Regions from separate parts of the Homo sapiens genome. Here regions 1, 2, 4 and 5 are each linked to region 3. Evidence: read pairs that join two places in POLR2A ChIA-PET (ENCODE). Cell type or tissue: HepG2. All regions are shown on one strand. Links, peaks and the distances in the headings refer to the core of each region. The heading gives the core; the rest is flanking DNA. Region 1 overlaps LIPE-AS1 (LIPE antisense RNA 1). Region 2 overlaps LIPE-AS1 (LIPE antisense RNA 1). Region 3 holds the start of CEACAM1 (CEA cell adhesion molecule 1). Region 4 holds the start of CXCL17 (C-X-C motif chemokine ligand 17). Region 5 overlaps CXCL17 (C-X-C motif chemokine ligand 17).

Region 1 (4,715 bases), core at 164-4,163, 79 kb after region 3:
GCAGGAGGAACTGCCGCTGGGACTAGCTGAAAAAAAGAGACGGCAGCTCTAACACTCAGTGGGTAGTAAGAAAAGTATTCATTCAATTAACCTTCAATTCGCACACATCCAATACCCTTCCAGCCTCCCTATGGGGTCTCACTGAGAGGGCTGGCATGTAATTAAATGCCCATACATAGGTAAAATAATTTATAGAAGCGAGGGATCAACTGGGTCAGGAATGGCTGGGAAAGGTTTCATGGAACAGACGGGATTCAGGTGAGGTCCTGAAGGGTTCAACCTTAGGAAAGCAGAGACAAGGAGAAACACACGCCAAGGAAACCAGGTGGCAGGCACTGCTGTAGATGCTAGCTTTGAAGAGGGTCTCAGGAATGAGAGCGGGTTTGCAGATGTCGTTTTACTTTTTTTTTAATTTTTACATTTGGGGGTACATAGTAGGTATATATATTTATGAGGTACAGATGATTTTTTATTTACTCCTCTCAACCACCATGTGGGGTTATTTCACAGGAGGATGCTGATCCTCAAAAAGGTGAAGTAACTTGCCAAGGTTGTTGGTGGATGTTGGATTAGAAACTCAGTGAGTCTAACACCAGAGCCCATACCACCACCACTACCACTGAGAGAGACCAGAACAGAGTATGTGTAGGGAACAGGAAGGAACAGGGAGAGCTAGAGCAGAAAGAGATGGTTTAAAAACAGGGAAGTGGCCAGGCGCGGTGGGCTCACGCCTGTAATCCCAGCACTTTTGAGGCTGAGGCAGACAGATCATGAGATCAGGAGATCGAGACCATCACCACCCTCGCTAACACGGTGAAACCCCGTCTCTACTAAAAATACAAAAAATTAGCCAGGCATGGTGGCAGGCACCTGTAGTCCCAGCTACTAGGGAGGCTGAGGCAGGAGAATGGCGTGAATCCGAGAGGCGGAGCTTGCAGTGAGCCGAGATGGTGCCACTGCACTCCAGCCTGGGCAACAGAGCAAGACTCTGTCTCAAAAACAAAAACAAAAACAAAAACCAGGGAAGTTAGGTAAGCTTGCTAAAGGGGGATCATACATATGTTATAGAGGCATGAACACTGGACACAGACATTCGAACTTGATCTTGTGAATTACAGAAGAGTCAGTGAAGGTTTTGAGTAAGGGGAAAACCAGTCAAAGTGACATGTTGAGCCAAGCCCAGAGTGGGTGATAAAAATGGGGTTCTGAGTTCCTAAGCTAAAGAGATGCCACCAACAACAGTGAAGGGGCCATGTGATGCATGAGGCAAGGACTGGACAAAGAGGCTGAAGCCCTGGGTTTAAACGCAAAAAGTCATGCGGTGAGGGCATGGCTATGGAGGGCAAGCTCTATTCCATCTCCACACCTCAGTCTCTCCCCATCCATAAATCAGATGCAGTGAGAATTAATCTCTAAATGATACTCAAGCCTTGCTACTCAAAGTGTGCTCCACCAACCAGCAGCAATGACATCGTCCAAATGCTCCTTAGAAATGCAGAATCTTGTGAAAATGCCAATCATAAAAAAAAGAAATGCAGACTCTCAGGCCCCACCAGAAGAATCAGAATCTGCATTTAAACAAGATCTTTGGGTGATCTGTGAGCACATTAAAGTTTGTGAAGCATTTCTACCAGACTTTTTAATTTTGTATTCATTTTTGGAGTTTTTTGAGACAGAGTCTCATTCTGTCACCCAGGCTGGATGGAACGCAGTGACAGGATCATAGCTTAATGCAGCCTGGACCTCCTGGGTTCAAGGGAATCCTCCTGCCTCAGGCTCTCAAGTAGCTGGGACCACAGGCATGTGTCACCGTGCCCGGCTAATTTTTTTATTTTTTGTAGAGATGAGGTCTCACCATGTTGCCCAGGCTGGTCTGGAACTCCTGGGCTCAAACCATCCTCCTGCTTCAGCCTCCCAAAGTGTTGGGATTACAGGCATGAGCCACCACACATGGCACTTCCAGTTCTCAAATGCAATTACTTCACACTCACCTCAAATTCTGTTACTTCACAGGATAAAAAAAGGAAAATAAAGTTTACCTTTAGCCTCATTCATGCCCTTAATCCTAACAGCACCTTAGACTGGCCCACGTCCAAGCAGAGGTCTTAGGAAACACCAGTGAGGCAGTGCTGCCACCTTGTGACCATCATCAGTAAATGCACTTAAACCTTGTCACCAGTAAAGGAAGTGGGAGGGCTGGCAAGAGCAAAGGGTAGGAGGTAAAGTCCAGGTCACAAAGGAGATAAAATCACAATCGCCCACAAAGACAGGAAGTAACTGTCAGAGAGCTCAGCCTGCATCATAGGGCCGTGTCTCATTGCAAAAGACAGTTTGTATAATACCTAATATGTGGTATCAGTGGGAAACCTAGTTTCAAGCCAAGCTCTGCCCTTGTAACCTTAGAAATCACTCTAACAGGTATTTTCAGACACCCAGCTCAGGCCTGAACTCCACCAGTAAACTTGTAATTTCCCAAGGAAACTTACTTTACTGTGACAGTTCTTTTCCATCCTGAGCCAAAATGTGTCTGATACACACTCACCAATTCTCATCCTACTCTCTGTAGGCTGAAATAAGTCAAACTTCATACCCCTTACCGCCCTCAATCTTCAGGAAAGGTAGAACGGACTAATGGTCTTTTAAAGACATACCTCACCAAGCTCAGTCTCCAACTTAAAAAGGACTGGACAGTACTTTTACCTCTTGCCCTTCTCAGAATTAGAGCCTGTCCTCGAGATGCTACAGGGTACAGTCCATTTGAACTTTTACATGGACACACTTTCTTGCTCGGCCCCAACCTTGTCCCAGACACCGGCCCTCTAGGCAACTATCTTCCAGGCCTCCAGCAGGCTAGACAGGAAATTCCCCAGGCTGCTAATCTTCTCTTGCCTACTCCAGATTCCCAGCCATATGAAGACACCCTAGCTGGACAACCCGTTCTTGTTAAGAATCTGACCCCTCAAACTCTACAACCTCAATGGACTGGACCCTACTTAGTCATCTCTAGCACCCCAACTGCTGTCCGCCTGCAGGATCCTCCCCATTGGGTTCACCATTCCAGAATAAAGCTGTGTCCATCAAACAGCCAGCCTAATCTCTCCTCTTCCTCCTGGAAGTCGCAAGTACTCTCCCCTACTTCCCTTAAACTCACTTGTATTTCTGAAGAACAGTAATAACCCTCATGAGCCTAATACGTCCCTTCATTCTACTAGGTCTGTTCATCCTTACCCTACTTTTTGCAACAGGGCTTTATGCAGTCACCCCCACTACTTGGACTGCACCCCAAAAAACTTGTCATCCCTACTATCTTCTGTCTAGTCATACTCTTATTCACCGTTCTCAACTACTCATAAATGCCCTGCTCTTGTTTACACTGCCAGTTTACACTGTTCCTCCAAACCATCACAGTGGATATCTCCTGGTGCTATCCCCAAACTGCCACTCTTAACTCCCTCTTAGAGTGGATAGATGATCTTTGCTGGCAGGGCACCCTCCAATACTTCCACCCTGATGAAGTTCTATTCTTTACTTTTATACTCACTCTTATTCTCATTCCCATTCTTATGCCACCCTCTACCTCTCCCCAGCTATCTCCACCACACTATCAGTCTCATTCACTCTCTCCTAGCCGTCTCTGATCCCTCCTTAGAGAACAATTGCTGGCTTTGCATTTCCCTTTCTTCCTGTGCCTACACAGCTGTCCCCGCCTTACATACAGACTAAGCAACATCTCCTGTCTCCCTACACCTCCGAACTTCCTTTAACAGCCCTCACCTTAACCCTCCTAAAGAAATTCTTTACTTTCTAGACAGGTCCAGCAAGACCTCCCCAGACATTTCACATCAGCAAGCTGCCGCCCTTCTCCGCACTTACTTAAAAAATCTTTCTCCTTATATTAATTCTACTCCCCCCATATTTGGACCCCTCACAACACAAACTACTATTCCTGTGGCCACTCCTTTATGTATCTCTTGGCAAAGACCCACTGGAATTCCCCTAGGTAACCTTTCACCTTCTCCGTGTTCCTTCACTCTTCATCTCCAAAGCCCAACTACACATATCACTGAAACAATTGGGGCCTCCCAGCTCCATATTACAGAAAAGCCCTCTATCAATACTGGCAAACTTAAAAACATTAGCAGTTATTATTTCCTAGGAAGACACTTACCCTGTATTTCACTCCATCCTTGACTACCTTCCCCTTGCTCGTCAGACTCTCCTCCCAGGCCCTCTTTTTGTTTGCTTATACCCAGCCCTGTAAATAACAGTGAAAGGTTGCTCGTAGACACTCAACGTTTTCTCATACACCATGAAAATCGAACCTCCCCCTCTATGCAGTTACCCCATCAGTCCCCATTACAACCTCTGATGGCTGCCGCCCTAGCTGGATCCCTAGGAGTCTGAGTGCAAGACACCTCTTTTAGTATTCCTTCTCATCTTTTTACTTTGCATTTCCAGTTTTGCCTTGCACAAGGTCTCTTCTTCCTCTGTGGATCCTCTGCCTACATGTGTCTACCTGCTAATTGGACAGGCACATGCACACTAGTTTACCTTACTCCCAAAATTCAATTTGCGAATGGGACTGAAAAGCTTCCTGTTCCTCTCATGACACCGACATGACAAAAAAAAAGGTTATTCCACTAATTCCCTTACTTGTCGGTTTAGGACTTTCTGCCTCCGCTATTGCGCTCAGAACTGGAATAGCAGGCATTTCA
Region 2 (4,715 bases), core at 558-4,557, 74 kb after region 3:
GTATTTTTTAGTAGAGATGGAGTTTCGCCATATTGGCCAGGCTGGTCTCGAACTCCTGACCTCAGGCAATCCGCCCCCGCTTGGCCTCCCAAACTGCTGGGATTACAGGCGTGATCCACTGAGCCCAGCCCAGTCTTTCTCTTTACATCTTGTAAATAAGGATAGTACAGGCCGGGCGCGGTGGCTCATGCCTGTAATCCCAGCACTTTGGGAGGCCGAGGTGGGCAGATCACGAGGTCAGGAGATCGAGACCATCCTGGCTAACACAGTGAAACCCCGTCTCTACTAAAAGTACAAAAAAAATTAGCCAGGCATGGTGGCGGGCGCCTGTAGTCCCAGCTACTTGGGAGGCTGAGGCAGGAGAATGGTGTCAACCCGGGAGGTGGAACTTGCAGTGAGCTGAGATCCACCACTGCACTCCAGCCTGGGCAAAAGAGCAAGACTCCTTCTCAAAAAAAAAAAAAAAAAAAAAAAAAAAAGGATAGTACCAAGACAAAAATAATGACCTGGGCCACAAGAAGGGATTCTTTTAGCACGTAAATGCTTTCTTTTAACAAGATGAACATTTTCCTTTGGCAAGATGAATGCTAATTTGCAAGGCACCCCTGAAGCCTGTTTCTAGGCTTGGGTTTCACATTCCTAGACCCCAGGGACAATAATTGTGACAGAAGCCACACCCACTGTGCGTATTCCTGCTGTTGGGTAAAGGTATTTTCACAGAATGTTATGCATGAGTTACTCCTTCCCAATCCTTCCACTCCTGGAGGTTAAGCCTCCCCCTTCACCAGCTTCATCTCCAGCTGGCCTCCCAGGACTCTGACTGGAAAATACCTCCTCACTCTGGATGCCCCGGGTGACACCTTTGTCTATTCCCATAATTATAATAGCTCACACTGATGCAGCACTCACTATCCGCCAGGCACTATCCCAAGGGGTTTCCATGTAGCTCCAGTCCTCTCAAAGAATCCTGAGTGTCACCATCCCCATTTTTACAGATTAAAAAAACAGAGGCAGGGGCCAGGCATGGTGGCTCACGCCTGTAATCCCAGCACTTTGGGAGGCCGAGGCAGGCGGATCACGAGGTAAGGAGATCAAAACCATGCTGGCCAACACGGTGAAACCCCATCTCTACTAAAAATACAAAAAAAAATTAGCCGGGAGTGGTGGCGGGCGCCTGTAGTCCCAGCTACTCCGGAGGCTGAGGCAGGAGAATGGCATGAACCTGGGAGGCGGAGCGCGCAGTGAGCCAAGATCATGCCACTGCACTCCAGCCTGGGCGACACAGTGAGACTCCGTCTCAAAAAAAAAAAAAAAAAAAAAAAAACTGAAGCAGAGAAGTTTAGTAATGTACCAAGTGTCACTCAACTCCATAATTTAACCTCATCCTCCTCCCCATCTGGGCGAGGACACCCTAAGATTTCCAAGGTGTCCTGAATGACATCCACCTTTCAGAATGATTTTTGTCCCCTCTACTCTCAGGATTTGACAAACAGCCAGCATTTTGTTTTCTGTCTTACCCTTCACTTATGTACCTGTTCCCTAACACCACACTCACAACTGCACAGCCCGGAATAAAAGCTGGCTTTTATGGACCTCAATCTCTTTTGGCAAAAAGGAAGGCCAGGTTCCCAGTTCTCCCAAAAAGTAATTTTTTTTTTTTTTTGAGATGGAGTCTCGCTCTGTCGCCCAAGCTGGAGTGCAGTGGCACAGTCTTGGCTCACTGCAACCTCCGCCTCCCAGGTTCAAGCAATTCTCCTGCCTCAGCCTCCTGAGTAGCTGGGCTTACAGGTGCGTGCCACCACACCCAGCTAATTTTTGTATTTTTAGTAGAGATGGGGTTTCACCATGTTGGTCAGGCTGGTCTTCAACTCCTGACCTCGTGATCCGCCCTCCTCATCCTCCCAAGTGATGGAATTACAGGTGTGAGCCACCGTGCTCAGCTGTAACTTTTACTGAATTGTTAACTATTTGTACAGCCATTCTCTGGCCGTAAAAGGGATGCACTAGGAACAGATAGTGTGATGAGAAGGAAGCAGGAGGAGGGTGAGTCTCTGGAATGATCACAAAGGGGAAAAGATTTCAAATCCAGGAACAGTCATAAAACACACCCAGAGTGTGTGGCCTTTGAGCAATGACAGCCCCACCTGCCTCTTTCCATGCCTAGTGGCCTCTGACTTCCTTCTCAGTTGCCCCTCCCAGTCTTGCTTTCTTAGGCCAATACTAATGGCCTGGGAAGTGGGGCCAGACCATAGCACATAGCACTGAGTGGTGAGGATGGAGGAGCTGAAGACGGAGAAGAATGATTGACTCATGGGGATCTGACTCATCCAGGTACACATCATCTGGACAGGGAATGGATTAGTGAAGGGCTGTTCAGGACTCATGGTTTAAGGAGTTGTACTAGGGAGTGGTACTTCCTCACTGCTGTCTCACTGACAGCAACAGAGTGGGTGTGGAAGGCATCACAGCTTTTTCCTACTTAAAAACCCAGTTCCTCCTTCTCCCTCTTTTGGGTTACATTCCTCTGCCCTTAGGTCACTTATTTACTCAGTTGTGTTCCAAGGGGGAAAAAAAAAAATCTCAGTTGCATTTCTTAAAGTCCCAAGCATTCAGTTCCATTAAAGAGCATCTGTCATCTTAGTGATGACCAGGTGCAAATATTTTTAAAAGGCTCTTTAGGAAATTTTGATAAGAGCCTTCACACCACCCACAAACTTTCTGGGAACCACTGAGCTATTAAAGTGCTGAGGAAAGAATCTGCTATATGCTGTGCTGAGGACCTTTATGTTTGCATCTGATCTAATGGTCACAATGACCCTTTGATGCAGGTACTCTATTACCCCTCTATTCCAAGATGTTGATAAACTTGTCCCTTATCTCAGAACTGGTTAAAGGTGGAACTGTCAAAGGATTCAAACTCACATATTTCTGAATCTAAAGCTCGTGGTTCACTCCACATCACGGTACCTACCAGAATTCAAAGAAAGGAAGGATGATTGCTTCTAACAGGAATAACTATACAGGCTTCAATGAAGAGACAGGGTCTGAAATGGGCCATAGCACAAAGAACAGCTCAGGAGGCTGAACAGGAAGGCAAGGGTATTATATAGGAAGGAGTAAAAGAATTAGAATAAGCTCAGGCATGAGAAAGTAAAATGTAGGTTAAGTCCTTCCACGTAGATCAACGGAGTAGATTGAGGCCATGCTATGGGGGCTTTAAATGGTAGCCTAAGGAGCAGGAACTTCATCCTAGATGACAGCAATCACTGGAAAGCTTTGAAAAGGTCACAAACATAACAATATGGTATTTCCAGGAAGATTACTCTTGACAGTATTATTAAGCAAGATAACTTAGAGAAGTGGTTTTCAGCTTTGGCAACTCAGTAGAATTACCTGGAAGCTTTCTTTTCCTTTCTTTAGTTTCATCTGAAATAATTTCAGACTTTCAAAAAACTTCTACAAATAGTCAGGGTCTTCATATACTTTTCACTCAGCCTCCCCAAATATTAACATTTTAGATAACCACAGTATAATCATCAAAATCAATAAATGATCACTGATACTGTACAATGAATGAATCTGTAGACCTTATTCAAATCCCCTTTATCTTCCCACTAATGTTCTTTTTCTGGACCAGGATCCAATCTAGGATCAGACATTGCATCTCATTGCTCTGTCCTCCCAGTTTCCTTTAATCTGGGACAGTTCCTCAGAATTTCTCTTGCCTTCATGACCTTAACATTTTCGAAGAGTATTGGTGAGTTATTTTGTATAATGACCCTCGGTTTGGGCTTTCCTAGTTGTTTCTCATGATGAAACTAAAGTTATATACATTGGGCAAGAATACTACAGAGGTGATGCTGCGCCTTCTCCATCCATCATATTAGGATGCCCTAAGATGTCAGTATCTCTGATTACTGGAGATGTTAACTTTGAGCACTGGGCTACAGTTCCCCCACTGTAAAATGACCATTTTCCTTGGAAGCATTCATAAACAACCAGTGCGTGGGCCACATCATGCATCAATCAAATCACACTCTCTTGGGGGAAGGCACAAGCATTGGTAGGTTTTAAATGCCCTACAAGCGACTCTAATCAGTATTCAAGGTTGGAAACCCACAGTTTAGACAGTGAAGATTAGAATCCTGGAAATCTGCTAGGAAGCCATCCCTGGGATTCACTTTTTAAAAGAACATCCAGTTCCAGGCACAATAAATATATCTGAACATTGGCATGGATCCTTTATAGGAAAATGGGAAGGTTAAAAAGCCCCTGATTGGCCGGGCGCGGTGGTTCATGCCTGTAATCCCAGCACTTTGGGAGGCTGAGGTGGGTGGATCATGAGCTCAGGAGATCAAGACCATCCTGGCTAACACCGTGAAACCCCGTCTCTACTAAAAATACAAAAAATTAGCCAGGCATGGTGGCGGGCGCCTGTAGTCCCAACTACTCAGGAGGCTGAGGCAGAAGAATGGCATGAACCCGGGAGGTGGAGCTTGCAGTGAGCCGAGATCGTGCCATTGCACTCCAGCCTGGGCGACAGAGCGAGACTCCATCTCAAAAAAAAAAAAAAAAAAGCCCCTGATTGGGAAAGTGATGGCTGAGTAGGCTGCTGTCCAATAAAAAGAGAAGGCAGGACCCCAAGTAAAGGGTCCAGCCCTACTGGTCCATTTTCTCTCCAGACTTCAGAGAAACCTTTGCTCCAGTGAAAGCAC
Region 3 (4,715 bases), core at 669-4,668:
TAATTCCAGCTACTCGGGAGCTGAGGCAGGAGAACCGCTTGAACCCGGGAGGCGGAGGTTGCGGTGAGCTGAGATCGTGCCATTGCACTCCAGCCTGGGCAACAAGAGTGAAACTCCATCTCAAAAAAAAAAAGAAGAAAGAAAGAAATGTGAGTCCTCCAGTTTTCTTTTTCAAGACTGTTTCAGCTATTCTATCTGTCTTTATTTTTTGTTAATGTATTTCAATAGTTCTTAATGGGGACCATTCCCTGACCTGCTTCCAGGGAAATCTGGCAATCTGGAGACCTTTTTAGGAACTTGAACTAAGTAGAAAAAATATTTTTTTTTCTTTTTTTTAAGACAGAGTTTCGCTCTAGTCACCCAGGCTGGAATGCAATGGCGCAGTCTTGGTTCACTGCAACCTCCGCCTCCTGGGTTCAAGCGATTCTCCTGCCTCAGCCTCCAGAGTAGATGGGATTACAGGTGTCCACCACCACGCCCAGCTAATCTTTGTATTTTTAGTAGAGACGGGGTTTCACCATGTTGGCCAGGCTGGTCTTGAACTCCTGACCTCAGGTGATCCACCCACCTCAGCCTCCCAAAGTGCTGGGATTACAGGCATGAGCCACCGCGCCCAGTCAATATCCTCATTTTATTTGCTGAGTTGCTATGTTAAAGTGTGAGTTGCCTGCCATGAATGAATGAAGAGACACTTAAAGCACTTGCCTGCATGACGATGTGCACCACCTTCTCTCTCCCCCTGTCCTGTGCCCTCAGGCCCTCTTCACCCAGGCCCAGGTGGCCCCATCCAGTGGCCTCTACAAATGGATTCCTCCTCAAGCTGGCCCACAGACCTTCCTTCCAGCAAGTGACTCACCTGCAACCTCCTCCACACACCTGAGCCAGCGGTTCTCAGTTCTTCTCTGAGGTCCCCCAGGAAGGGTGATGATCTCATGTAGGTTCACTCGCATTAGGTGACACATTCTCACAAACAAACTGGTCTGTGCAGTAAAGCACACAGCCACAACTCCTGAGGATGTTTTGCCATTGCCAAGTGTTGTCATGAGATGAGAGGTAAGAAAACAACATTTCACATCATGATTTAGCTCTAAATGACTTTTTTAATTGTATTTTTTAATTGACACCTAATAATTGTACATATTTATGGGTCCATAGCGATGTGATACATATAAGGTACAGTGATAAGGTCAGGGTGATTAGCATATCCATCATCTCAAACATTTAGCATTTCTTTGTGTTAGGAACATTCAATATCCCCTTTCTAGCTACTTGGAACTATATATTATTGTTAACTATAGTCAGGCCGGTTGCAGTGGGTCACACCTATAATCTTAGCACTTTGGAAGGCCGAGACGGGAGGATTGCTTGAGCCCAGGAGCTCGAGACCAGCCTGACCAACATAATAAGATCAGTCTCTACAAAAAAATCAAAACACTTGGCTGGGCATGGTGGCTGTAATCCTAGAACTTTGGGAGGCCTAGGCGGAGGATCACTTGAGCTTAGGAGTTCAAGGCCAGCCTGGGCAACATAGTGATACCCTGTCTCTTTATTTAAAAAAAAATTGAAAAATAAAACAAAAAATTAGCCAGGCGTGGTGGCGTGCACCTATAGTTCCAGCTACATGGGAGACTGAGGCAGGAAGATCACCTGATCGCAGGAGGTTGAGGCTGCAGTGTACTCCAGACCCTGTCTCAAAAAAAAAAAAAAATCTGTAGTCATCCTACAGTGGTATAGAACATTAGAACTTATTCCTCCTCCTATCTAGCTGTATTTTTTTTTTTTTTTTTTTTTGAGACGGAGTCTCGCTCTGTCGCCCAGGCCGGACTGCGGACTGCAGTGGCGCAATCTCGGCTCACTGCAAGCTCCGCTTCCCAGGTTCACGCCATTCTCCTGCCTCAGCCTCCCGAGTAGCTGGGACTACAGGCGCCCGCCACCGCGCCCGGCTAATTTTTTGTATTTTTAGTAGAGACGGGGTTTCACCTTGTTAGCCAGGATGGTCTCGATCTCCTGACCTCATGATCCACCCGCCTCGGCCTCCCAAAGTGCTGGGATTACAGGCGTGAGCCACCGCGCCTGGCCTTATTTTTTTTTAAGATGGAGTCTCACTCTGTCGCCACACTGAAGTGCAATGGTGCAATCTTGGCTCATTGCAACCTCTGCCTCCCGGGTTCCAGTGATTCTCCTGCCTCAGCCTCCAAGTAGCTGGGACTACAGGTGCCCACGACCACACCTGGCTAATTTTTTGTATTTTTAGTAGAGACGGGGTTTCACCATGTTGGCCAGGATGGTCTCAATCTCTTGACCTCATGATCCACCCGCCTCGGCCTCCCAAAGTGCTGGGATTACAGGCATGAGCCACTGTGCCCGGCCTATCTAGCTGTAATTTTATATCCTTTAACACATCTTTCCCTGTCCCTCCCTTCCTCTACCCTTCCCAGCCTCTGGTATGCTCTGTTCTACTTTTTCCTTCCATGAGATCAACTGTTTTTAGGTTCCACATATTAGTAAGAACATGTGATGTTTAACTTTCTGTTCCTAGCCCACTTCCATTCATGTTGCCACATGTGACAGGATTTCATTCTCAAGCCCCCAAAGGCACCTCACTGGGCCTTTGTTTTTTTGTTTTGTTTTGTTTTTGCTTTTGTTTTTCAAACCTCTGGGACAGATGGCTCCTTCTAAGGCAGCCCATCCCCCTGGTGGACAGTTCTCTCCAATCTTGACAGAAGTCCTCTGGACAACTCACGTCCTCTCCCTGGGCTCATCCTGCACCGCATGGAGCTGGGCAGCCTGGGGACCCGCAGTGAACAGGACCTGGGGTGACTTGACCTTGAAGCCTGGAGGTCAGAGCCCACATCTGCCCAGGGGTCAGGGCCAGCTCACATCATGTAGACCCTGGTCAGCATCCCTGGGGCAGCCCTTGACAAGGCTGCAGGCCTTGTCTTGCCCTCCAGGGGGAGACATTGCACACAGACAACACTCAGGAAACATTCCCCTGGTCATGAACCTGGCTTTGCTAAGGAGGTGAAGGTAGAGCCCACTTTCCATCCCTTGCTCCAAAACACCCTTCCAGGCCCTCCCATGTACCTGCTCTGTCCCTTCCTGGGTCCTCTGAGGACCCTGTTCTGTGAGGGGTCCCTGTGCAGCTCCCCATTCCCTCCTGGCACCACCTGTGGGGAAGGTGCGGTGACCACAGGACAATCAGCCTCGCAGAGGACAGAGACCACCCAGGATGGTCAGGGAGAACATGGACAGGCCTTGAGCCTCAGCTCAAGGGAGGGAGGGTCCCCCTGAAGTCTTCCCCAAGGACAGTAGAGCCCAGAGCCACCCACCTCCCTCTATCACAGTCCTCTCTTCCCAGGACACACAGGACACCTCCCCCTCCATATCCGGGAGCTGCAGCTCCACCTGAGACCCCTGGACTTGGGTCTCTGTCCCTGGGTTAGAGGCCAGGCTGGTGACACTAGAGACAGAGGGCTGGTCCCTCCCCAGTCATCCCCCAGTGAGCCCCTTTCCATCCCCCAGAGCCACCTCTGTCACCTTCCTGCTGGGTGTCTTCCTACCTTCCCAGCACACTGAAGAGCATGGGGAGACCTGGCAGCTCACTGTGTTGCAAAGAAAATAATTACCACATTTGGATATGCCAGGGTTCTCTGTGTGCTGCTGACAGACCCATAGCCAGGACACAATAGAGGTCAGTGCTGGAGAGGGGGGATCCTCCTCCCCTGATGGGGACAGAGGTCTCATCAGCCTTGATTCTCAAAGTGTGGTCTGGGAAACCAAAATGTAGACAGAAAGGAAAGAGAAAGTAAGGACAAAGGTAGGAATGAGAGGAGAGGAAACAGAGCTTCCTGGACAAACCCCGCCCCAGCACACATGATCAGACAAAGCTCTGGGCCCCAGGGAGGAGGCTCAGCACAGAGAGTGGAAAACAGCAGAGGTGACAGAGCAGCCGTGCTCGAAGCGTTCCTGGAGCCCAAGCTCTCCTCCACAGGTGAAGACAGGGCCAGCAGGAGACACCATGGGGCACCTCTCAGCCCCACTTCACAGAGTGCGTGTACCCTGGCAGGGGCTTCTGCTCACAGGTGAGGGGAGGACACCCTGGGAAGGGGCGGAAAGAGGGCGCACAGAGAATGGCTAGGGTCCTCTGGGGAGGATGGAGCTCTAAGAGGGGACAGAGGGCTTCTCTTGGAGCCAAATAGGAGAGAGGACATGAAAGGGATAGAGATCATAAAAGGAAAGTCTCAGTGATCTGAAACTGTTAGTGAATAAACAATCTCCCATTTTTTACCTTTTCCAACTGAATCATCAATGAGCAATAAATTTCAAAAACTGCTGACAATAATCACAATTTAAGTCAGCGTGACAATTAAGGAAAACATTTTAAAAGGGGCATTAAACAGAGCCCTGAGCCACCAACCTCAGATATTGGCAAATAAACCCCAGGACATGAAGAGCCCTGGGAATGCTCACTAACTCATCCACAGGAGTCTGCAGCCTATCCCAGGCACTGGGGTGCAACCAACATCACACAAATCCCTGCCCTCACGGAGCTCACGCTCTCATGGGTGGGGAAGACAGACAAGCAAAGAGATCTAGAATGTGAGGTCAGGTGTTGACAAGAGCCCTGGAGGGAACAGAGCAGAAAAAGGTCAGAAAGGGAATACCCAGGGTCTCTAGGGGAGGTGTCAGGGAAAGGATCTCCCAAGAGCACCCTG
Region 4 (4,715 bases), core at 440-4,439, 86 kb after region 3:
TTTATACAACCGACCTTCAAATATTGGTAAACATCCTTGGCCGGGCACAGTGGCTCATGCCTGTAATCCCAGCACTTTGGGAGGCCAAGGTGGGTGGATCACCTGAGGTCAGGAGATCGAGATCAGCCTGACCAACATGGAGAAATCCTGTCTCTACTAAAAATACAAAAAAAAATAGCCAGGCATGGTGGCGCATGCCTGTAATCATAGCTACTTGGGAGGCTGAGGCAAGGAGAATTGCTTGAACCTGGGAAGCAGAGGTTGCGGTGAGCCAAGATTGTACCATTGCACTCCAGCCTGGGCAATAAGAACAAAACTTCGTCTCAAAAATAAAAATAAAAAAATAAAAAAACAACCTCTATGTGCCACCTACCCCATCTTCCCTCGGCCGTTTCCCACGTAGGGTCACCTGAAGCCCCACACCCACTGCTCACTTTCCCACGGGCAAGTGAAGTGCAGCAACCACAGCCTACACTCTGAATCCTAGGGGTGTTCCCCAGAGCAGCAGAGCCACAGGAACCCCATCCCCGTCCTGGCACCTCACCCCTATCTAGAAGCTGAACGCTGTATCAGCTGATCTGGGGGGACTGATTTTTCCTGCTCCTGCTGCTGCTTAGTCATCCCACACCTGTGCAGATGTCTACTTTTTATTCAGTTTTATTTTGTAAGAAATATTTATCGGATCCTGCTGTGTACTGTCACTGGAGAGACAAAGGTGAATCACACCTGGTCCCTGCCTCACAGAGCTCCAGGCTATGGATGAAACCCACTCAAAGTCAGACCATTACCATTCAGTGAGAAACACCGTGACAGACATCAGAAAAGGGTTTTCTTTTTAAAACAAGAAACAAAAAAGCTTTTTATAGAGACAGGGTCTCACCATGTTGCCCACACTGGTCTCAAACTCCTGGACCCAAGCCATCCTCCCACCTCAGCTTCCCAAAGTGCTGGGATTACAGGCACCCATCCAACACAGGCTTTTTGACGCATCTCACTAATCCCCTGTGAAAAATCTTCCACTCTTGGTTTCCTGGGGTCAGTTTTCTTCATTTCAAGCTCAAAGTGAAAAAGAGAATACAAATATCCCTGATGGTCCTTTGTGCGGTCACAGCTGGACCCGGTATGTCCTCCCGGTTAATCCAGGGTGCTCAGGGCTCCCATTTCACTCTGAACGTCCTCTCTCCTATCGGAGCTCACCACGTCTACACCTGCAGCAGCCAGGTAGCTGCACACTAATAGAAAATCCAGCAAGTCAGAAAACTTGATTTACTCCTGTAACTTTGAGGCTACTGACTGTGTTGTTGAACTAATCCTATAACTTCCCTGCACTTTAATTTCCATGTCTGTAAAGTGGGGCAGGTGGATTCGGTCACCCTAGGTGCCACTGTATAGTGAGAGCTCCTCAGAGACAGCAGCACACCTGATCTCAGCATCCACCATCTAGTAAATACCAGGCACACACTAGGCGCTCAAAGTCTCACTGAATGTATGTGTGAATAAATGACTATATGAGAGCCATGTGGATCATGGACAAAGTCAACAAATATTTTTGAATGTCTACCAAGTACACTGTAGAATAGGGAAATAAGTAACCCAGGCAGGGCGGTGTTTTCTCCCAAATTCCCCTTACCTCCTCCTGAGGAATGGAGGGCCTCTGTACATCAGAGAGACTCTTGACACAAATAATGTTCTTGAGATGCATCATAAGAAGTTGTGATGTTAACAAGAAAAAAGTCCATTTGTCTTGGGGGTGTTTTATATTAATAGACCTAACAGACCGGAAGCCCCCTCCAATGGGACACAGGATGCAACACCCACCCCAAGTGCATGGAGGGGAAACCAGAGGGAGCAGGACCTGGAAGAACAGAGGGGTAAAGAGACTGAGGCACGGGAGGTAGGTCTGAGGAGGAGCTCCCGGCCCCTGCGGTGGCCTGGGTGTGGACTGATGCAGAACTCAGCAGCATAAGTAAAGTGGCCGCACCAGGCTCCATTTGTACATGGGATGGTTTTTCAGTAAGATTTTCTTTCTGCTAATGGGCTACATTTTCGCACACTTTCTAATACATCAGGCCCAGTTAATGGGCTACAAAACAATCATTCCATTCAACAGTCATTTATAGAATACTCCCAAAGTGCCAGACCCTGTGTAAGTTCAAGCAATACAAAAATGAACACGAACAGCTCCTGTCCTCTAAAATCCCCATCCAATGAGCTCCAGGAGGCACCTCTCCTACAACACGCCCCTGCTCTGCACGGCCCTCCTCTCTGCCCTCCACCAACCCAAATCCTCCCCCAACTCCAGCTCAAGTTCCACCCAACCAAGTCCCTCTCAGTCCCCCTGCACTCCTGCCACTTTGAGAGATGACTGCACCCATATCTCTAGGCTTTATGAAATGGATGTCATCTCCCTGGTTTTAGAATTTTCCAGAAAGAAGCCACATCAGTGATTTGCATCAGAACAAGCTTAGGCCCACCCTGAGCCTTCAACTTGGACACAGGCTCAGTCATAGCAGTCCCTGGCCCCTGCAGTGCTTTATAAACACTGCAGTAGCAAAGTCCACAATCAACTCTGTGACAAGTCAACAGGCCGAGATAATTTGAAAACGTGGAGAAAAAAGAATGGTCAAACAAAACCAAAGGGCTTTGACTCATGCCTTTCCTCTTTCCTTCTCTCAGGGAAATAAAGTCACACCCCCTGCTCTCACTCCTGCCTGGAGGCTTCCAAAAAAAGGGCTCCCTTGTTAGCCTTCCCTTCAGCCCCCATGAATATCACCCAGCATTCAAGCCCAGCCTCTCCTCTCCCTTTGAGCACATTTCCTAAAGTCTCAAATAAATGTCAAGTTTAGTGAGTGCTGATATTCTATGCCCCTAATGTTTACTTCAAGTATTATTACCTTTCTTCTTTTGCCCGGGGCCATTTCCAAACAAGGGCTGGAGCCAGGCGCCCCAGCAGCTGGGCAAACACACTTCAGGGCTCCTTCCCTCCTGTGGCTCCTGTTTCTCAAACCCTCTGAGACCTAAAGCTCTGGGGGTCTCTTCCCCCAACCCAGTTCCCTCCCCTTTAGACCAGAACAACTAAGCCATGGCCACCTTCCCGATGGACACACAAGGAGGCCTGGTGTCACCCACTGCTCCAGGGGCGGTGTTCTCGGCAGGGGAGCTGCCTCTTGTCCCGGATCCTGCTCTGCTGCCATCTTATGTGGCTGCAGAATTGGAGGGAATTGTGAACAGAGAGAGGACAGGGCAACTTCCCAGGCAACAACACTACTATTGCCGATATTTTGCCAAGGATGGGAGCAGGAGCACAGAGGGGAAACAGACCTTGTCAAAGTCTCTTCTACCAACACTTAGTATCCACTTTCCTGCCAAATATTCAGATAGAGAGGGTCATTGAAAGGTATAAGGAAATCCAAGCAAGAAAAAAAGATTTGAGGAAGAAATCATGAGGCATTGGGGTGTGAGGAGGCGGGAAAGAGTACAGGAGAGAACTGGCACAGCTGCCAAGTTATCAGTCACCTTCTTATGTTCTTAAGAATGCTGAATTTCTTTTGTTTGACCAGTTTCACCTCCCAGATTCCCATAAAGCACATGGTCTAATCTGTTACGTAACAGCAAGACAGCGTCACCTCACCTGTTCTCGCCCTCAAATGGGAACGCTGGCCTGGGACTAAAGCATAGACCACCAGGCTGAGTATCCTGACCTGAGTCATCCCCAGGGATCAGGAGCCTCCAGCAGGGAACCTTCCATTATATTCTTCAAGCAACTTACAGCTGCACCGACAGTTGCGATGAAAGTTCTAATCTCTTCCCTCCTCCTGTTGCTGCCACTAATGCTGATGTCCATGGTCTCTAGCAGCCTGAATCCAGGTAAACAAGACTGTCTATGAAGGGGAAAACGGGGGGAGAAATGTGGCAAAACAGGCCACAGACACATCAAAATGCAGCTTCTCTTAGCTATGGGGGATGGGGCAAGTGAGCCTTTCTCAATGCCAGTTTCCTCCTTTACAAAAAAACAGCAAACTGTACTTACACCCAAACAATGTTGAGAGAGTTAAACGAGATATTGTATGTGAAAATATCTGCAACTGGCCGGGCGCGGTGGCTCACTCCTGTAATCCCAGCACTTTGGGAGGCCAAGGCAGGGCGGATTACAAGGTCAGGAGATCGAGACCATCCTGGCTAACACGGTGAAACTCCATCTCTACTAAAAATACAAAAAATTAGCCAGACCTGGTGGCACGCACCTGTAGTCCCAGCTACTCAGGAGGCTGAGGCCAGAGAATTGCTGGAACCCAGGAGGTGGAGGCTGCAGTGAGCCGAGACGGCACCACTGTACTCCAGCCTGGGTGACAGAGTGAGACTCCATCTCAAAAAAAAAAAAAAAAAAAAAAGGAAAGAAAAGAAAAGAAGATATCTGCAATTGTAGCTGATCCCCCTCACACACACGTACGTATGTATGTATATACTAGCTCAACAAAGATTTGCTCCCATGCCTTCTCCCCCAACACTTTTCCAAAAGAGTAACATAATTCTCATGGCTAAACTTAATGATGATGGTGGGAGAGTGTTGAAGGCAATGGTACCTTTATAGAAGATCAGGAAGTCCTTGCTTCTATTCTTTACAGTGCACTGGAATGCCACCAACATGTCTTAATGCTATTTACTGGTAACGTAATAAACTAGAAAAAGCCTGTCACCAGGTAGTGTCCATATTT
Region 5 (4,715 bases), core at 407-4,406, 91 kb after region 3:
CAGCATCCGCGTGGCCTCTCTCCCCTACATGCCAATAGCAGCCTCCCCTCTCCCTCATCCAAACCCCTGTTATGGCAGCCAAAAATATCTCTAGACATCGCCAAATGACCCCGGAGGGGGAACCACCCTTGGTCAACAACCACTGCTCTACACCAATACTTCTCTGCATGGCCACACTTTTAGACTCACCTAGACCTTTACACTCAGCTTGGAAGTCAGGGGGACCTAGATCCTGGCTCTGCCACACACTTTGCAACCCTAGACAAGTCGCCTCACTTTTTTGAGTTTCAGTTTTATCATCTTAAAATGAAGAAAATACCACTTGTCACACACACTTGTGAAGATTAAATGATCCGCAGCGTGTCCTAGAAAGGGTTTAATAAATGGACTGAGTAGTTTCTAAGTCGCTCCTAAAGCACGAGGGTGAGGAACTGGGGAAAGCTCCCTGCGCCACCAGGGGGCGCCATCACAAACCACGTCGAGTGGGTGGCGGCCGGGCTCAAATCTTGTTTCCCAGCCAAGCAAAGTTTTGCAGTGCAGGCCTGAGTCTGAGCTACTTAGTGGCTAAAGGAAATAATAGCTCCTCCATCCCCAAAATAAATCTCAGAATAAAGTCTAATCTTATTTTATCTCTTAATCACATACATGCTCAATATGCTTTTCACAGGGTTAAGGGAAATAGAAATAAGTGAGAATATATGAGGTCATTAGGAAATAAATTACTTAAAATAACAGATTATTCATTAATTATAATATTATTTAATTATAAAATTACTTATAATATCAGACACATTAAGAACTCCTATATCACAAGCATTGTTCTAATCACTTCACACTTACTATCTCATTTGTCCTCACAAATCTAATGCATTTCTTACTTTTTCTTACTTTTCATTTTTCAGACTTTGAAAAATATTGTAAAAATAGAGTTCCAGTACAGCCTTCATCCAATTGTTTTCAAACAATATCTTATGTAACCATAATACAATTATCAAAACCAGGAGATTAGCACTGATACCATAATATTAACTAATCTACAAATGTTCAAATCTTGCTAATCATCCCACTCATGTCCTTTTTCTGCTCCAGACTCCAATCTGGGATCCCACTGAATAAAATGTCAGATCTCCTAGGTCTCCTCCAACCTGGGATAGTTTCTCAGTCTTTCCCTCTCTTTCAGGACCTTGACACTTTTGAAGAGTTCTAGCCAGTTGTTTTGTAGAATGCCCCCTGAATATGGGTTTGTCTGATATTTCCGGCTACACATTTTGGGCAAGAATACTTCAGAAGTGATGTATCCTTCTCTGGACATCCCAGCAAGAGCCCCAGGATGTCGATATCTCTCATTACTGATGAGGTTCACTTTAAGCACTTGGTTCAGGTGGTGTCTGCCAGGTTTCTCTACTGTAAAGTTACTATTCATCTTATTGTAATTAATAAGTATCTTGTGGAGAGACACTTTGGAAATATGTAAATAGCCTGTTTCTTCTCATCATACTTTTTTTTTTCTTGTTATTCACCAGTTATGGCATCATCATACTTTTAATATTAACTTTTAGAATCTATGGATGATTGTTTCCTATAAAGAATTATTACTGTGGTGTTGGCCAAATAGTGATTTTCTACTTCCATTGTTCCTTCTACATTTATTTAATCGGAATTCTGCCATAAGAAAGAGTTATTCCTTTTTCTTTTTCTTTTTTTTTTTTTTTTTTTTTGAGATAGAGTCTTGCTCTGTTGCCTAGGCTGGAGTGCAGTGGTGTGATCTTGGCTCACTGCCGCCTCCACCTTCTGGGCTCAAGCGATCCTCCCACCTCAGCCTCCTGAGTAGCTGGGACTACAGGCAGACACCACCACACCCAGCTAATTTTTGTATTTTTAGTAGAGACGGGGTTTTGTCATGTTAGCCAGGCTGGTCTCTAATTCCTGGCCTCAAGTGATCCCCCCACTTTGGCCTCCCAAAGTGCTGGGATTACAGGCGTGAGCCACCATGCCTAGCCTCTTCCTTATTTATTTATTTGTTCAGTTATTTATTTATATCAGCATGGACTCATGAGTATTTATGGGTTGGAATCCACTACTATCATTATTTATTATGTTGCTCATATTGTCCCAAAATTGGCCATTGGGAGCTCCTTCTAGTTGGCTTCTGTGACCTTTAGACACATCTCCACCATTTTTTGAGCAGCTCCTTACTTTCTGACACCACAAGAAGCTTTGGGCTCCTCTTGTGTTTTTCTGCCCCAGCCCTGGATCAGCTATTTTTCCTGGAAGCCCTAGTTCCTTTCATGGGAGAATGATATTTACAGACTATGGGCACTGACTGATAGGTCCATTGCTAGTAGGTGCTGGTGCTTCTAGGCCCTCTAGTGGTCAGAGCTGGGAAATAACACACACGCACACTCATGTACAGTAGTCCCCACTTAATCGCAGTTTCAGTTACCCGCCAACAGTGGTCCAAAAATATTGTTATCTTGAGAAAGAGACAAAGAGAGAGAGAGACCACATTCACGTCATTTTCATTACAGTATATATGTGTGTGTGTGTGTGTGTGTGTGTGTATTTTATATATATATATATATATATATATTTTTTTTTTTTTTTTTTTTTTTTTTTTGAGACAGAGTCTCTTGTCGCCCAGGCTGGAGTGCAGTGGTGCAATCTCGGCTCACTGCAAGCTCTGCCTCCTGGGTTCACACCATTCTCCTGCCTCAGCCTCCCGAGTAGCTGGGACTAAAGGCGTGCGCCACCACACCTGGCTAATTTTTTGTATTTTTAGTAGAGATGGGGTTTCACCGTGTTAGCCAGGATGGTCTCAATCTCCTGACCTCGTGATCCGCCTGCCTCGGCCTCCCAAAGTGCTGGGATTACAGGTGTGAGCCCCCACCTGGCCTATTACAGTATATTTTTAAAATTGTTCTATCTTATTGTTAATCTCTTACTGTGCCTAATTCATAAATTAGACTTTATCGTAAGTGTATATGTGTAGAAAAAATATATATATAGGGTTTGGTACTATCTGAGACTTGAAGTATCTTGGGGGTCTTGGAATGCATCCCCTGTGGATAAGGGAGGAATATTATTAACCACATCTTACAAATTAGGAAAATGAGGCACAGAAAAGTTACACAACTTTGTCCAAAATCACAAAGCAAATATGTAGTGGATCTGGGAAGTGAAAATAATGACAGATGCACCACAAATCCTAACAAGTGGAAGTAACTTCTTTACACATCCACATCAGCAGAAAGCCACAAGCCCAATATTCCAGCATAGACACTCACTTTGGAAAATAACCAGAATTCCACAGCAATAAACACAATGATAACCATCATGTACTCAACACCCGCCTGGACACTGGGCTCCCACAGCAGCTCACTTATTCCCAACAACTCTGCAAGGAGGATTTTACCACCCTCCTTTCACAAATCAGGGAATCAAGGATCATAGAAGCCAAGTGACTTGTCCAAGTCGACAGTTAAGTGACAGAGCCAGTAGCTGACCCCAGGCCTATGTGGATATAAAGTGCATGCTTATGCCACTGTATCAGTGGTTCCCAAAACTGATTTTAGGTGGAAAGTAAATAAGCTTCTTTTTACTTTAATATTTATGTGTTTATTCCAATGCATGTTAGGAAAAAACTAAGCATACATCAAACCTGTAATTTCACAGATAATATTGCATAGGATGAGGATGTTTTGCAAAATAAATTTGTTTAGAGAAAAAGTATAAAGTGGCCAGGCATAGCATCTCATGCCTATAATCCCAACGCTTTGGGAGGCCGAGGGGAGCGGATCACTTGAGGTTAAGAGTTCAAGACCAGCCTGACCAACATGGTAAAACCTGCCTCTACTAAAAATACAAAAATTAGCCAGGCATGGTGGTGGGTGCCTGTAATCCCAGCTACTTGGGAGGCTGAGGAAGGAGAATTGCTTGAACCCGAGAGGCAGAGGTTGCAGTGAGCCGAGATCACAACACTGCACTCCAGCCTGGGCGACAGAGTGAGACTCCGTCTCAAAAAAAATAAATAAATAATTAAATGAAAAAAAATTTAAACATTAGTATAGCTCTTCTGAAAGCAATTCTTAACTTTTGACCCAGTAATTCCACTTTGGGAACTCTCTCTCAAGAAAATAATCTAAAATTTGGAAAACAGTTACAAGAACAAAGAAATTTACCAACATCTAAAAAATAAAACTTTCTAAATATTCAGCAATGGGAAAGCAGTTAAATAATTTGGAACACATAATTATTGAGAGTATTATGCATTCATTAAAAATGTGTTATGAAGATGACACAGCAACATGCCTATGAATGGAAAAAGAGAATGTGTTTACATGCTATGGTTATCACTATATTAATAAAAAGCATATGTAGGTAACAAATATGCCAAAATACCAACAGTTGGTAAGAATAATAATTTCTCTGTTTGTACTTTCAAAATTTTCTCCAACAGTTAAATTACATTTAGACTGAAAAAAAAAAAAACTTCAGAATTAAGGAATTCAATTAAATAATCTCTGGGATTTCCTTCAAGGTCTAATATTCTGTGGTTTTTCTCTGGAACTAGGAGTAGAGGTCAGGCAAGAGTAAAAATGTTAGAAAAGTTTAAATGGCAGGACCTATGCCTGCTTAAATTACTTTGATAACACTCAAAACAGCACATGAGAACATTGGAAAAGCAGCCCTTGGGGAAATGACGCAACCCCCTCCAT

What was found. ChIA-PET counts read pairs that join two places held together with the same protein. Peaks named below come from ENCODE experiments on the same cell type or tissue, not always from the same donor. Only the 100,000 strongest peaks of a DNase experiment are listed, where the experiment ranks them.
Region 1: POLR2A ChIA-PET joins it to region 3 with 50 read pairs; 18 of 35 experiments call an interaction of 5 or more read pairs at or near these places.
Region 2: POLR2A ChIA-PET joins it to region 3 with 21 read pairs; 18 of 35 experiments call an interaction of 5 or more read pairs at or near these places.
Region 4: POLR2A ChIA-PET joins it to region 3 with 28 read pairs; 15 of 35 experiments call an interaction of 5 or more read pairs at or near these places.
Region 5: POLR2A ChIA-PET joins it to region 3 with 10 read pairs; 7 of 35 experiments call an interaction of 5 or more read pairs at or near these places.

The regions. Positions count from the first base shown.
Region 1 is chr19:42,448,058-42,452,772 of GRCh38, reverse strand. The region is part of intron 1 of LIPE-AS1 (LIPE antisense RNA 1); the gene reads right to left. Among named protein-coding and RNA genes, the nearest start is that of CXCL17, 7.5 kb to the right of the region's middle. In HepG2, for the core only: a CTCF peak has its summit at 2,133 (motif pointing left); a DNase peak (open chromatin) is centred at 2,222.
Region 2 is chr19:42,453,485-42,458,199 of GRCh38, reverse strand. All of the region lies in intron 1 of LIPE-AS1 (LIPE antisense RNA 1), which reads right to left. Among named protein-coding and RNA genes, the nearest start is that of CXCL17, 13 kb to the right of the region's middle. In HepG2, for the core only: no CTCF peak of the experiment used is centred there; a DNase peak (open chromatin) is centred at 2,328.
Region 3 is chr19:42,527,678-42,532,392 of GRCh38, reverse strand. It overlaps CEACAM1 (CEA cell adhesion molecule 1), which reads left to right and starts at 3,912. Exons shown (of 9, transcript NM_001712.5): 1 at 3,912-4,082. The coding sequence starts at 4,019. All of the region lies in intron 2 of LIPE-AS1 (LIPE antisense RNA 1), which reads right to left. RefSeq lists enhancers at 2,750-3,612, 3,835-3,904. In HepG2, for the core only: CTCF peaks have their summits at 2,671 (motif pointing left) and 2,952 (motif pointing right); DNase peaks (open chromatin) are centred at 2,962 and 3,852; H3K4me3 peaks cover 1,676 bases.
Region 4 is chr19:42,441,906-42,446,620 of GRCh38, reverse strand. CXCL17 (C-X-C motif chemokine ligand 17) reads left to right here and starts at 3,675. Exons shown (of 4, transcript NM_198477.3): 1 at 3,675-3,867. The coding sequence starts at 3,789. The region is part of intron 1 of LIPE-AS1 (LIPE antisense RNA 1); the gene reads right to left. In HepG2, for the core only: no CTCF peak of the experiment used is centred there; a DNase peak (open chromatin) is centred at 2,550.
Region 5 is chr19:42,436,257-42,440,971 of GRCh38, reverse strand. All of the region lies in intron 1 of CXCL17 (C-X-C motif chemokine ligand 17), which reads left to right. The region is part of intron 1 of LIPE-AS1 (LIPE antisense RNA 1); the gene reads right to left. Among named protein-coding and RNA genes, the nearest start is that of CXCL17, 4.3 kb to the left of the region's middle. RefSeq lists silencers at 508-597, 2,276-2,455. In HepG2, for the core only: CTCF peaks have their summits at 458 (motif pointing right) and 2,367 (motif pointing left); DNase peaks (open chromatin) are centred at 461 and 2,371; H3K4me3 peaks cover 39 bases.